2 separate regions of the Homo sapiens genome follow, and region 2 is linked to region 1. A link is an interaction called in ENCODE POLR2A ChIA-PET data of the cell type or tissue named here. Cell type or tissue: K562. All regions are shown on one strand. Links, peaks and the distances in the headings refer to the core of each region. The heading gives the core; the rest is flanking DNA.

Region 1 (8,797 bases), core at 2,895-5,394:
AGGGACAGCTGACTGGACTGGAGAAACAGAATCAAGAGGAGAGCACCCCAGCTGGGGCAAACAGTCCAAGAAAAGAGACTTCCACCAGATGCATCAGAGAATAAACACACAGCCTCAGACTCAAGTGGACACACATTTATTGAACACTTAATGCATACTGAACACTGGCAAATCTAAGATGGAGAGCGCTGTTCCTCCAAAGAACAGAGATCCCTCAGCCCCAATGGCTCGCAGACTTGATTCCTTGGGGAACTTGGACAGAGAGAAATTGGTTCCAGGAGAATTTAGACGGGAAGCACCTTTACAAAGTGGGAAGAGAGGAGAGGAGGCTGAGTAGAGGCCATACAGAGAGACAAGCAGAGACTCATTAACATCCACCACAAATCTGCTGTGTTGGAGAAGGAAAGAACATGGAACAGGGAAAAATGACATGGGAGCTAATTAGTCCCAGAGAGGGGCAATGCCTTACCCAGGGTCTGGCAGGACGGGTGCTAGGCCCCCAGACCCAGGTGAAATGTTTTTTCTTGTTTTGAGGCACTTTCAACTCACTTTATCATAACAGCCCTGAGAGGAATAGGAAGAACAGGAATTTAAAGCCTATCTACCTTATAGAAGAGGAAGGTGACAGCCCAAGATTGAGAAAGGCCTGAGGTCACACCAGATCAACCATGGCATCCATTCCCAGCCTCAGCTTCTTGGGGTCAGGATAAGCATTCCTTGTGGTGCAGGACCCTCTCAGATGCAGCCCACCATCTTGGACAGAGTCCTGGGCAAGGACCCTGGGGTCAGGTTTCTAGGCTAAACTCTGAAAACTTGACAGGGGCCTTGGGGCCCCTCTGGCCTATTTCCCCATTTGTGCAAAACAGACGACATTTGCCTTATTCTCTGGCACCTGATGATTCTAAATTCTCTCCAGGCCTCATTTCCCCAAATGAGGTGTTGAGCACCCCCCCAATCAAGGCTGCCTGTGGTCCTGCAGCTCCTTTCCTGGGGGGCAGCAGGGGAGGGGGGCATCAGCCAATCTGAGGCCAGCCACCACCGGGGCCTGGGGAAGGAGTTCCAGCCTTGGTAGTGGTCTGATTCCTCAGGGCCTGGAAGCAGACAAGGAAACAGAGACTTCTGTTCATTCAGTCTGTCATTTGCACCACACACTCTCCTGAGATAGTCTCTATACTGGAAACAGAAAAGTGAAAACGACCTAGTGCCTCCTACCAGGGGAGATGTCAGAGCTGGGGCATGTTGCTGTGTGGGCCGGGGTTTAGGGGAGGGCTATAGCTGGGGGCCCAGCCCCAGTGGCATCTACTTGAGCACGTGTGCCCATGTGAGAAAAGACATCACCAGCCTGTTACCTCCACAGACCAAGGGCATGGTGCAGGGCAGGAGGAGTAGGGTCTGACTGTGCTAGCCAATCGCTGGGTCCCTATGCTTGGCATGGCTTAAGCATGGGCCTGTAAGCTTGCCCTCTGAGAATGTATCCACGAACCTGCATGGGCTCAGAAGTGTGCATATTCAAATATGTATGTCTTTATGAATTTATGGACACATGCCAGGACGCACTCAAACCTACGATCCTATGTCCACATATGAATGAGTCTGCATGGACTTGCATGAGACACATCTGAGCTCTCATACCTGGGAGAGTTAAGACAGGGGGTAGGGAAGAGAGAGGGGCTTGGAGGAGGGGAGAGCTGGGAGACCCCCATCATCACCAGCTCTGTTCCTTAATGTTGGTCCTTGCCCAAGACCCAGGCCACTGCAGGGTCTGCCTCTTCTCCTTAAGTGGTATTGATCCTTTGGTCGATCTGTTAAATATAACCTCAGGGAAGGAGTCAACATAACAACCGTACCCAATTCAGGAGAAAGAGACTGATTCTTGGGAGGAGGTGGGGAGCCTCTATTCCAACCAGCTCTGCTGATACCCGAATGGCCTGCGGATCAAGTGTCAGCCTCTCCAGCCTGAATAATTCATGCTAAGGCCAGGAATCCTCCCTTCTCAGGAGCCTGTCTCTTTAAATCAGGTTTAGAGCTTCCCAGTTCTGGGGGAAAAAAAATCCAGAACAAAACAAATCTGTAAACAGCTCAGCCCCCCCACCCTCAGCCCTGGCCCCTTCTGAGACCCCCAACTCCATGCTGCAAAATCTGCTCCTGCTCTCCCAACCTCTGGTGCCCCAAACCCCACTCACAGGCGGAGAAGCCTGGAGGGACTAGTTGACAGTGTCCAACGGAACCCCAGGAGTCTTAAGAGGTTTGGGGGCAGGGAGTGAAAGCAAAGAGCAGAATCACTACACCCCCGGGTCTCTGTGCCTAGGACAGTGCTTGGCAGAGAAGCCCAGCCCGGTGGAGGAAACCACACGGGGGAACTCCTGGCAGAGGCAGAGCAGCCAGAGTTGGTGGGTGGGAGGGGAGCGGGTGCCACAGACTTCTCCTGAGAATGGGATGGGATGGGATGGAGAAAAAGCTGGTCCCATAGGACCTGCAGGGGTGGTGACACAGCCAGGTCTAATGGAACTAGGGTCGCAGAGGAGGAAGCAGAGACTGGGGATTTTCCAGTCTCTCTGCCTTAGGAAGAGGCCGGAAAATGAGTAACTTTCTCAGCCCACCCCTCATCCCTTCCTCCGGTAGTAGGAGCAGCTCTAAAGTCCTCCCCAACCCCCGAATTCTCCCTGGTGGTGACCCACCTGCCTGCTCTCCGCAGTCGGGCCCCGCCCCACACGTGCTGGAGAAGGAGGAGGAAGGACCCAGCTTAAATGTTGGGGGTGGAGGAGGAGGAAAACCAAGTCGGAGCCTCCAGGAGCCAAACTTCTCGGCAGCCCGGAGGGGCGGGGGCGGAGAGGATGAAGAGAAAGCGCAGCAGCCGACAGCCCTGATTCTCGGGAGCCTCCCACCCCGCCTCCCACGGCGAGGAGGGCGCGGAGACTCCGCTGGGGGCGGAGGACGAGACCGGGAGGCGGGGAGGGGGGAGGCAAACCCTGCCCACTCGGCTCGGAGCCCGGAGCGGCCGCGGAAGCCGGAGGCCGGCGCGCAGGGCGAGGGCACCGGGGGCGGGGGGCTCCGCTCCCCGTCTGACCCCTCTTGCCCCCGGCCAGTCAGCCAGTAAGTGCGGCTCCTCAGACTTTCGAGACAGCGAACGGACCGACCGGGACTGCCAGCCGCTCCGGGTCAAGGACTCGCCCCACCCGTGCCCCCCACCAGGCGCTCCCAACTCACTGGTGAGCGCGGCGGCCCGGGCGCTGGATGCGGGGGCGGCCGCGATGGCCCCGCGCGCGGGACAGCCGGGGCTCCAGGGGCTGCTGCTCGTGGCGGCGGCGCTGAGCCAGCCCGCGGCACCCTGCCCCTTCCAGTGCTACTGCTTCGGCGGCCCCAAGCTGCTGCTGCGCTGCGCGTCGGGAGCCGAGCTCCGCCAGCCTCCGCGGGACGTGCCGCCCGACGCGCGCAACCTCACCATCGTAGGCGCCAACCTGACGGTGCTGCGCGCGGCCGCCTTCGCCGGCGGGGACGGGGACGGCGACCAGGCGGCGGGCGTGCGCCTGCCGCTCCTGAGCGCGCTGCGCCTCACGCACAACCACATCGAGGTGGTGGAGGACGGCGCCTTCGACGGGCTGCCCAGCCTGGCGGCGCTCGACCTCAGCCACAACCCGCTGCGCGCCCTGGGCGGCGGCGCCTTCCGCGGGCTGCCCGCGCTGCGCTCGCTGCAGCTCAACCACGCGCTGGTGCGCGGCGGCCCCGCGCTGCTGGCCGCGCTGGACGCTGCGCTGGCACCGCTGGCCGAGCTTCGCCTGCTGGGCCTAGCGGGCAACGCGCTGAGCCGTCTGCCGCCAGCCGCCCTGCGCCTGGCGCGCCTGGAGCAGCTGGACGTGCGCCTCAACGCGCTGGCCGGCCTGGACCCCGACGAGCTGCGCGCGCTGGAGCGCGATGGCGGCCTCCCCGGGCCGCGCCTGCTGCTCGCCGACAACCCCCTGCGCTGCGGCTGTGCCGCACGCCCCCTGCTGGCCTGGCTGCGCAACGCCACGGAGCGCGTGCCCGACTCGCGGCGCCTGCGCTGCGCCGCCCCGCGGGCGCTGCTAGACCGGCCGCTACTGGACCTGGACGGGGCGCGGCTTCGCTGCGCGGACAGCGGCGCCGACGCTCGCGGAGAGGAGGCGGAGGCCGCCGGCCCGGAGCTGGAAGCCTCCTACGTGTTCTTCGGGCTGGTGCTGGCACTCATCGGCCTCATCTTCCTCATGGTGCTCTACCTAAACCGCCGCGGCATCCAGCGCTGGATGCGCAACCTGCGCGAGGCGTGCCGGGACCAGATGGAGGGCTACCACTACCGCTACGAGCAGGACGCCGACCCGCGCCGCGCGCCCGCGCCCGCCGCGCCCGCGGGCTCCCGCGCCACCTCCCCGGGCTCGGGGCTCTGAGCGGCGCCCCCGGGCTCGGGGCTTCCCTTGCCTGGCCCGAAGCCGTGGAGATGAGACACCCGCGAGCCCCGAGCTCTGAGACCTTCCCCTGACTCGGAGGCGCTAAGCCGTACCCTCTCGTTCCCGCCTCCGAGAGCTCCCACCGTCAAAGACCCAGAGATAGCCGGTCCGAATCCAGAAACCCCGCCTGCCCACCCTAGTTTCCGAAACCTCCCTCCTGAACCACTGAAAGTCCGTTCCCCGTCTCGGAGCTCACACAGAGAATCTGTCCTTCAAGGCCAAAGCTCTGAGACTTGCCCCCAGCACCCTGTGCTTGGAGCTCCGACACCCGAGACTGCACTGACCTCCCTCGCCAGCTCGGAGCCCTCAGTCCCCTCCGGGGCTTGAGGGCCCTTCCATCCCATTCTGGACTCGAAGCACAGCACCCCCATCAGAATGGTTTTGTGGATTTTGAGCCCTTTGTCCCATCCCAGAGCTCAGAGCCCTCCATCCTGCATGGAGGCCCAACCCTGGGGCTCTGAGGATTGGGCACCCTCCCCTCATCTAAGAATATATTTCATACCCCTGCCCCCCCTTCACCCACCCCCGCCTCTGGCTCAGGCCCTTCCCTTCCTCGGCTCAGGCATGGGGCTCAGCTCCTAGTCTGTCCCTCCCATCCCAGGGACAAGCACAGCCCATCTAGCCTTAGTGTGGAGCCAACTCTCAGCCTTTCCCACCAGGGCGCTGACCTCCCGATACTCAGTGCTGGTCCCCAGTCTCAGACTCTCAGCTCTTCACCCCGATCTGACTTTCGTCCTCCTGCCCAAGCCTTTGGCTCTTGACCCCCCCCCCATACCCAATGCTGGCACTCAGCACCCACCCCTGCCATTCACTAGTCAAGGTCCAGTGAGGAATCCGTCCCTGGGATGTCCTCATCCCCTTTTCGTCCCAGGACGAGCTCTTCAGTCCTGCCGGATAGGTGCAGGTGCCATGCACCCCTAGTGCATACTGGCAGATCCTTGTAGGGAAGGAGAGAGTCTTGGGTGTGTGAAAGGGATAGTGGGGCATCGTGGCCTCAGAGAGGGGCAGGAAGTGGGGTCTGAAGGGCTGGAAGTTGCTGCCCTTCGATTTCTCTATGCTCTCTCCCACCCCTGTGGCTCTTCGCCCTTGGGGATTCCTTGCCACCACCGCTACCACCACCACCTCACCCCGTGTATCTTCTGAAAGAGAAGTAGGTCTTTCCTCCTGCCTCAGGCACAAGCCCTCCTGGTTCAGGGTCAGAAGCTCAGCACCTTGCCTTCTCCATGATCCCAAAGCACAATTGGTGAGTGGGGGAGAGGACCCCCTCTCCCTGACTCCCCACCCTCTAGATCAGGCAGAATGGCTGGCCTGTGCTGCGTCTGCACACAGGAAGTCACCTTCCTTTAATATATTGGCTTGAGGCCTGCCTGCCCTCCCCATACCCAGAAAATCTGGATCTCCCTTGAGCAGTTTTCTATAAAGTCTGCAATAATCTCAGATACTCTACTCTTGTTAGTGGTGCCGTATCATTCCTGCTGACCTTGGAGTACTGATGGGGGTGGGAGGGGACTCTTGGGAGGGCATTTTGGACTTCTTTTTGGTGGGGCAGTGACCCTTGATGCGTTCTCCCAGACTGTGGGAGGAGAAATGGGTTCTGATTGCACATAGCAGGATTAAGGTTAGATACATGGAGGGACTTCCCATTGGGATGACATTGTTCCCCAAGCCAGCCTGCTTTCTATCATCGGAGGAGGGGTTATGCACAGCCAAAGTGGGATTCGACACTTCCTCTACATCCTCTTCCCTCCCGTTCCTCATCTTCAGGATGGGGATGGAGTTAGACTAAGAAACATTAGCCTCAGCCAAGACCATCCGGGAGGAAATCCAGCTACAGAGAATGAGGAGTTAATTCAGACAGGAAAGAGGGATTGTTTGCTGCTTTGGGATCATCCCCTCTAATGAATTATTATCTGATACTCCTTTATGTCCTGTGTCACTTCACACTCTCCTGGCCAGAGGGTAAGACCTGCGTGTTGGGTATGTGAGAGGCTGCGTGTGGGGAGTGTGGATGAAATGACTCCTTGAGATATGTGAAGCCAGGGGACCGGAGGGCCAGGAGGGCCTCCAGGTCCCCAGGCTGGATTGTTTTGCATTCAGGGTCACAGAGCCCTAGAACCATAGGGCAGAAGCCTAGAATTCTGGCATTTTCTAATTTCAGGGCCACATAATTCTAGAATGTGTGCCTTCTAACTATTGAAAAGGACTGCAGAGGTAATGTGGGAAGCCTCCTAAGCTGTCTCAACAGGAGGCATCATCTCGTGATGGGAGGCTCCCTCCCTCCCTTCCTTTCAGTGTCTGAGGAGCCTGCCTGGGACTCTGACAGCCCCAGCTTTGCCATGGGGCCAGGAGCACCCCTCAGCCCAGGACAGCTCTTCACAAGTCAGAGACCGTGCATGGGGCTCCTTGTCTTTTCCCGGCACGCTCTCTACCCCTTCTCCAAGTCATTCCTCATGAGAAAGTATTAAGTCCTCTTGACACATTCCCCTCTGTCAATGACCTCCAAAGGGTGCCCCGCAGTCCCCCAGGACAATATAGTGATGGTCTCTCTAACGCAAGTTAGAGCTTGTTAGTTGATTTTTGATAACTATTGATTTAATACTTAGTTTAGCAGTAGCTCTCATAAAACCTCAAAGATTTTTGCTGACAACCCATAGCTAATTGCAGTTTCACTTGCCAGGACTTACTGTAGTCTTAAGCTACATTAGCAGAGAGCATGTCCTTGGAACTGAGGAGGTGATCTGTAAATCTGTAGATCTCTCCAGTTCCAACGATGTATGTGAGAGCTACTGCTAAGTATCAAATCAATAGTCATCAAAAATCAACAAATTGAGTGTCTACTGTGTGCCAGTTGGTGTTTAACGTTAGTACCATTCACTGATCCCCATTAAATGTCTTTTCTGGGCTGCCATCCTCCTTGCTGTCTGTCAGTGGCCTATAGCCTTATGGGGCTATCAAGGTTCAGGGCCGCCAGCTTCACCTCTTCTACAAACCCAGCCATTCACTCAGCCCTTACTGAATGCAACTCTGCCAGTCCTAGAAAAGCTAACAATCCAGGGAAGGAATCACATTTAATCAAGATCTGGAGAAAAGAAATCCCAGGAAATAATGAGAGCTCAGAGTAAGAGCCCTGACCCCACCTAGACAGACTTCTTAGAGGAAGTCACATTTGAACTGGGTTTTGACGGATGAGTAGAAGTTTGCTGAACAGAGAAAGATCAGAAGTACCAACTTCTGCAAAGGTCTGGAGGCAGGAAGATCTCATTAGCCTGAGGATTGAAGGCCAGCAATGGCTGGGGGTAGGTAGGAGGATGCGTATGGGGTAGAATGGATCTACTACATTCACCACATTCTCCACTGGGAAGCGCTAGAGGGACCTCTGCCCTTGAAGGAAGAGTCAGGAAGGTAGAGAGGTGTGATGGGGGCACAGGCAACTGCACTGTGCCTCCTGCTTGTAAAGCCTGGTTGTTCCTTCCTTCTGCCCATCCTTTTTGTGCCTGGCCTCATGCTGGGCACTGGAGACACAGAGAGGAATCAAACCAACACCATGGCCAGATGAGGGCAGTGAGAGAAGGGAAGGGGAGGGGAGCCCGGAGAAGCCTTGCAGTAAAAAGTGAGATGGAGCAGCCGACTGGCCCTGCCCAGACTCCCTGACACCATCCACTCCAGACTCTTTCTCAGAAGTGCCAGGACCCCACTAAATGGCCAGCCTCCTCCTCTGATCACACACTGGGAGTGCTGTTGGAGTGTGAGGTGAGCAGAGGCCCAGAGGCCTGGGGCCTGCCTGCAGAAGCCAAATGACAGAGGAAGAAATCTACCTCTAGGATGTCCCCTTAAGGAGCAGGCATGGTAAAGAACAGGAGAGGAGAGGACAGGTGTGTATGACTGTCAGAAACGTGGGAGATGTGAAGCCAGCTGCACACCTGGAGAAATGTGGCAGACTTCCCAGGTTCTGTGACCTCAAAAACACTGTGAAATTGCCTTTCAAAGACGTCTCCTTGAGAAGCCTTTTGCTTCCAAGCCCCCTCACCTACTCACACCCTCAGACCTGGGCTGGGAACCAGGGAGGACCTAGCTAGAGTCGAGAGGACTGGGTTTGAGTCTGAACTCAGCACCTGACTTGTCATGTCACCTAGTCCTTAGCCAGAAATACCAGTTGAGACCCTACTATGTGCCAGGGTCTGGGGATTCAGCAGTGACCACAGCAGAACCAGCCCCTGCCTTCCTGGCCCAGCCTGACACTGTGGCCTCGGACACCCCTGCCTGCCTCTGGCTCCGGGTTCCTTCTGTCCAGGCTGGGGCTGGACTTGTGACCTCTAAAGGCACTGCCTGCTCTCCCT
Region 2 (6,014 bases), core at 242-2,741, 71 kb before region 1:
GTGGGCGGGGTGCCCATTCAGCCCTTTGGCATCTCCTACATCGATGACTTTGCCCACAACAGCAACTCGCCCCTCTACCTCGGTGAGGACCAGTGCCATCCCTTGGCCTCTGAGGGTCAGGCCAGGCTCAACTAGGAGGAAGAGAGACCCAGGGTTGGGGCTGGAGATGGAATCCCTGCCCCCTGCCCCATCTGGCCAGTAAAGGTCCAGGGAAGCCCTGGAGAGTTCCCCATCCCTGACCAGGGGAGACAGAGTGTTCTTGCCCATCAGAGACTGGGCAAGCACTGGTCTGCAGAGGGAAGCCAGGGCCAGAGGATCCTAACTCAGGCTTTGTGTTGTAGGGATCCTGTTTGCAGTGACCATGATGGGGCCAGGCCTGGCCTTTGGGCTGGGCAGCCTCATGCTGCGCCTTTATGTGGACATTAACCAGATGCCAGAAGGTGAGCCTCAGGAGCACATGTTTGCTAGACCCTAGCTAACTGACTGCCACTCTCATAGGAGACATTGAGCCAGGGGACCTCGGTTCAAATCCTAGCAGCACCACTGACCTTGGGCAAGTCTCTTAGCCTCTCTGAACCTCAGCTTTCTCATCTGTGAGATAATCTCTGTCCTGTCTGTCTCCTAAAGCTGTGATCAGAGTCCAGCGAGATGGTGGAGATAAACTGTAAAGTGCCATCAAATTAGGAACCATGGTTGCCGTCACTACTATTACTGGGAGTCTTCGCCTTGTTCCATACCCCACCTTCAACAGGCCCTCAGCCCCCTGCTCACACATGCTGTGGGGCAGGTGGAAGAGCATACTCTCTTGCCTGTAGGGAGCCCCTGTTTTTAGGGGGAAACAAGACTTGAGTTAAACAGAGAGGACAGTGCACACTGGAGAGAACTTTTGGAGCAGAACTTGGTGACTCAAAGTATTACCCTGGGCCTCTCTCAGATGGGACATTTACTGTGACCTCTAAGAACCCTTCTAGTTCTGACCAGCTCAGAGTCTAGGAAACTGCCAGGGGCACCATTTGGGAAAGAGTAGTTTCTGGTCCAGGCAGTGGTCAGAGTGGGCCAAGGAGTGGGACTGACGCTTGGTCTGAAGGTGGCCAGGAGGGAGGGGTGTTGGGGGTTCCAGGGTTCTGGAGTCCTTGGAGAGCAGTAGCGTACTCCTGTTAGAGCACGTCACTGTGGCATCCCAGCTCCCAACTCGTCGCACCAAGCAGCTCCAGATGTGCCTCCTGCCATTCTCACCTGCAGACTTTCTGCCAGGTCCTGGGAGCCTCAGGTGACGTGTGTGTGGCTGAATGGACATGCAGACGCTGCTTCTCGTTCCCCAGCTTTTGCCCACAAGCGCCTCCAGCCAGAACAGATCTGCGCAGCTCTGAACAGCAGCCACCAGGGACAGCCCCGCCCCGCCCACTCTCCTTCTGGAAGGCTGGGTCCAGAGTGTGGGCTCTGGCTGCGACCCCTCCCTCCCCTGAAAGAAAAGTCCTGGGAGTCAGGGGTTCCCTAGATTTCCCTGACACACCTCAGCTCCATGCAAGGGGGTGTGTTTTCTGACTCTGTTGACATTGTCCAGGCAGACGGGGTATCTCCACAGGCAGATGTGACATTTCTGTGGACCGACCTGCCACCTCGAAACTCCCTTCTCCATGGGGGATTTCACAGGGTGGGCAGATCATGCTAGCTGCAGGCACAGACTGATAAGAGAGAAGCGGACGGGTTGGAGAGGTGCATGTGTGAGCTCTCACCAGCCTGACATGGAGGCAGGGGAGATAACAAGTAAGGAGAGAATCAAGTCTAATCAGCGCAAAAGCCAAACCCATCCCCGGCTTTACAGGTGCGTTTGCTAAGTGCCAACTGAGTCCTCTGGTCCCTGCCTGGGAGGAGCTTAGGATCAAGCACCAGGGGAACCAGCTCTGTGTGTGGGGTTGGTACATCAAGGAGCATTTGGTTTTTCTTGTTTTTGTTTTGAGACAGGGTCTCACTCTGCCCCTCATGCAGTGGCACAATCCTAGCTTACTGCAGCCTTGGATGCCTGGGCTCAAGCAATCTTCCCACCTCAGGCTCTTGAGTAGCTGAGACTGCAGGTGTGCACCATCACACCTGGGTAACTTTTTAATTTATTTGTAGAGACAGGGCCTCACTATGTTGCTCAGGGTGGTCTCGAACTCCTGGCCTCTAATGAGTCTTCCACCTCAGTTTCCCAAAGTGCTGGGATTACAGGCTTGAGCCACTGCACCCAGCTCATTTGTATTTTTATGAAGCATTTTTGGATGCTGTGGAAATTGAAGGAAAATGTACACAACTCAGCCTTGTGATTAAGAAGTATGACGGGAGCTTTGTGTGTTCCAGCCAGGAGGTACACCTGGGATAATCTAGTCCCAATTAAACCTAGTGGGGGATCAAAATCATCTGGGGAACTTGTTAAAGGTACGGGTTCCTTGGTCACCTTCCCACCCCACTCTGTGGTCATTCTAAGTGGGTCTTCAGTAAGGCCAGGTATTTTTTGACAAACATCCCTGGGGATATTAATCATCATGAAGGTCTGAGAAACACAACAGTAATCCTAAACATTCATTTAAGAATAATAATCACAATAGTAATGAGAAGGAGGAAGAGGAGGAGGAGGAGGAGCAGGTACCTATATGGCACACACTCTTCTAAGTGCTTCACATCTATTTCGTTAATTTTCACAACAGTCCTATGATTTGGAAGCTACTAATATCTATATTTCACAAAGGACAAAAACTGAGGCACAAAGAGGTTGTGTAGGTTGCCCAAGGTTATGAGTTAGTAATGGAATTCAGACCCAGCAGTCCGCCTCTAGAGTCCATGGCCTTGACCACTGCACTATACTGCCTTGGTAGTTGAAGAAGCCAAGGCTCGGAAAGGGCCAAGGACTTGCCCAGGGTCACACAGGACACACCTGGCAGAGCAGACTGGAACTCAGGTCTCCTGACTCCCAGCCTGGGCCACCTCATGTCTCAGAGGCCAGTCCCAGGATGGCGGCTTAGAAGTGACAGCCTATCATCCTGACCCTAATGTCACCATGCTCTTCTCTTCCAGGTGGTATCAGCCTGACCATAAAGGACCCCCGATGGGTGGGTGCCTGGTGGCTGGGTTTCCTCATCGCTGCCGGTGCAGTGGCCCTGGCTGCCATCCCCTACTTCTTCTTCCCCAAGGAAATGCCCAAGGAAAAACGTGAGCTTCAGTTTCGGCGAAAGGTCTTAGCAGTCACAGACTCACCTGCCAGGAAGGTAAGCTCCCTCCATGTCACCTGACTGGGTCCAGGCTCCAGCACCACCCACTTGTTCTCCTTTGTAACATTACACTTCGGCTGGGCGTGGTGGCTCACATCTGTAGTTCCAGCACTTTGGGAGGCCAAGGCGGTTGGATCACGAGGTCAGGAGATCGAGACCATCCTGGCTAACACGGTGAAACCCCGTCTCTACTAAAAATAGAAAAAATTAGCCGGGCATGGTGGTGGGCACCTGTAGTCCCAGCTACTCAGGAGGCTGAGGCAGAAGAATCGCTTGAACCTGGGAGGTGGAGGTTGCAGTGAGCCGAGATTGCACCACTGCACTCCAGCCTGGGCAACAAAGCAAGACTCCGTCTCAAAAAAAAAAAAAATTACACTGCATCCCCACTGGGCACTATACTTTCTGCCTGGGCTCCATCACATCTTTCTGACAGCCTTGCACAGTGAATATCACCTGCTGTCTCCACAGCTGAGGAGACCCAGAGCCAGTGTTGGAAAGTGACTTACCCAAGATCACAAAGCCAGCAAGCAAGGCAGCACTGGGATGAGAACCCGCACCTTTCTGAGCCCATGCCCCCATACTAACCACTACAATATGGCCTCTGTGCTCATCACTTAAAGTTTTTGTAAATTCTGAATGTGCCATAGGAATGTTAAGAATTGGGAGGGTGGGTAGGATCATCTGGGAAGACTTCCCTGAAGAGGAGGGATTTCAGCTGGACTTTGAAGGATTTGTGGAAGCACAGAAAGGAGAGAGCAACAGAGATTCTAGGCACAGAAGCACCCTGCATGAAGGATTTGGCTGTAGAAATAAACCTGGCCCTTTCGGGGACAGTGAAGGGAAGAAACATGCATGGAGTGCAGGCCCCAGGCTGGATCTGAAGATCAGTCCGTGGCCTCCACCCTTCCAGCGGGCACAGTCTAGGGAGGACACAGACTCACGGAGAAGTCACGACCGGTGTGATGCTCCAGGGGTATCTAGAATCCTCCTCCTCTGCTCTTGGGGCAGGTGGGTCTCTCCTCAGAAGCGGACACAGAGGCCCAGCCCAGTGGAGGGATTTGCCCAGGGTCACAAAACTGGTAGGAGAGGACAGGATCATGTGAGCCACCAGGCAGGATAGCCATTCTGGGCCAGGGACTTCCAAGTTTTTCAGATACCCACAAAAACACGAGGCCTGAAAAACAACAAATTGGCTTCAAATTAAAAAGAAAATGACAAAATAGAAACAATTTTTAAAGTTTATTTATTTATTTTTATTTTTTGAGACAGAGTCTTACCCTATTGCCCAGGCTAGATCTCGGCTCACCACAACCTCCAACTCCCAGGTTCAAGCGATTCTTCCGCCTCAGCCTCCCAAATAGCTGGGATTACAGGTGTGTGCCACCATGCCTGGCTAATTTTGTATTTTTAGTAGAGATGGCGTTTCACCATGTTGGCCAGGCTGGTCTCGAACCCCTAACCTCAGGTGATCTGCCCGCCTCAGCCTCCCAAAGTGCTGGGATTACAGGAGTGAGCCACCGTGCCAGGCCTAAAAGTTTAATTACAAGCCAGTAATGTCAAGTTCATTAATTTTTTTAATACTTATACACATTTCATTACATTCTGAAAATTTGTGCATTAGATTTCCTCCTTCTCAAGTATGGGAGGTGGCTGTTGAGAAATCATAGACAATCATAAATTAAGTAACTTACTTGTTGCTAAGTAATTCTAATTTCAAAGGGACAATTTATAAAAATCCTGTTGAATGTTTTTGCTGCAAGAGCATTTCTGTGGCAGGTTGATGCATTTGAATATGTTTGGAGAGGGTGGGGGCGGGGAGAGAAATGAGACAGCTCTGATGGTGGTCCAGGCCAGGTGGAAGCCGTGCATTGGCAGTGAGGGGATAGAGGTGCATCTGGGAGCTACCCAGGTTGGGGACTGCACATAGCTGCCCTGCTATGGGATGTCCCCAAGACAGTGATGAGTTGGGCTGATGCTGGGATTGGGTGCAGCTGTCTCAGAGGCAGGGGGAAGCAGCTGCCAGGGAGTGAGCAGTTTCAGGGGAAGAAGACAGTTTGGAACTACAGATGGGCCTTTCTGATTCTGCCTAGTTCAGGCCAAAGTTTCGAGAAGATGAAATTCCTAGAACTTAAAGGTGGAGTGATGTTTATAAAGGAAAGAGAGAGAGCCTATATTGCTGGTTACAGATGATCTCCAAATTGAGTCCTAAATTTGAACAGAGAAGAATGCCAGTTGAGCCACGGGTGGGATAGGTGACAGAAGCAAAGTTTAGGGGTGGGAGACCACGCTGGGCTCTGTCACATGCCAGTCATGTGACCTTGAGCAGCAAGCCACTTCCCCATTCTGTGCTGCTGTGTAAGATGCTGAGGTTAGGTTCCTGGAGCAATATCCTGTGCGCCTCAGATTCTGAGAATGCACGAGTCCTTGAGTCGGAGCTGCTATGATTCAGATACTCAGATTTTAAGAGCTGTGTCTCTATGATGCTTTGAAACCCTGGCTCCCCAGCTGTGAACCTGTCTGGCTGTCTGGATTCATTCTGTCAGCACACTGGGGATGGGGAGTGGGGAGGGAAGGGGGTGAGAGGTTCTTTAAAAAGAAACAAGGGCTGAGAACATGATGATCTGCTTCCAGCAGCTCTCAGGCAATAAATATTGATGTGGGAGGAATTGTTCCTCCACCTCCCTGAGGCTGCCTTGGCCGGGTCTGCTTGCAGTAACGTGGTTGGCCTGGCCCAGGAGGGCCACCAATGAGGAGTTGAATAAACCA

What was found. Peaks named below come from ENCODE experiments on the same cell type or tissue, not always from the same donor. Only the 100,000 strongest peaks of a DNase experiment are listed, where the experiment ranks them.
Region 2: POLR2A ChIA-PET joins it to region 1 with 5 read pairs; 4 of 35 experiments call an interaction of 5 or more read pairs at or near these places.

Annotation. Positions count from the first base shown.
Region 1 is chr11:75,237,799-75,246,595 of GRCh38, forward strand. It overlaps TPBGL (trophoblast glycoprotein like), which reads left to right and starts at 2,976. Exons shown (of 1, transcript NM_001195528.2): 1 at 2,976-5,906. The coding sequence starts at 3,252. The coding sequence ends at 4,400. It overlaps LOC124902717 (a long non-coding RNA gene), which reads right to left and starts at 2,072. Exons shown (of 2, transcript XR_007062783.1): 1 at 1,848-2,072; 2 at 1-299. RefSeq lists silencers at 3,882-4,131, 4,262-4,341. In K562, for the core only: a CTCF peak has its summit at 4,009 (motif pointing left); DNase peaks (open chromatin) are centred at 3,413 and 4,003; H3K4me3 peaks cover 1,655 bases; H3K27me3 peaks cover 1,844 bases.
Region 2 is chr11:75,169,325-75,175,338 of GRCh38, forward strand. SLCO2B1 (solute carrier organic anion transporter family member 2B1) reads left to right here. Exons shown (of 14, transcript NM_007256.5): 5 at 1-82; 6 at 342-440; 7 at 3,055-3,245. Among named protein-coding and RNA genes, the nearest start is that of SLCO2B1, 21 kb to the left of the region's middle. In K562, for the core only: no CTCF peak of the experiment used is centred there; no DNase peak of the experiment used is centred there.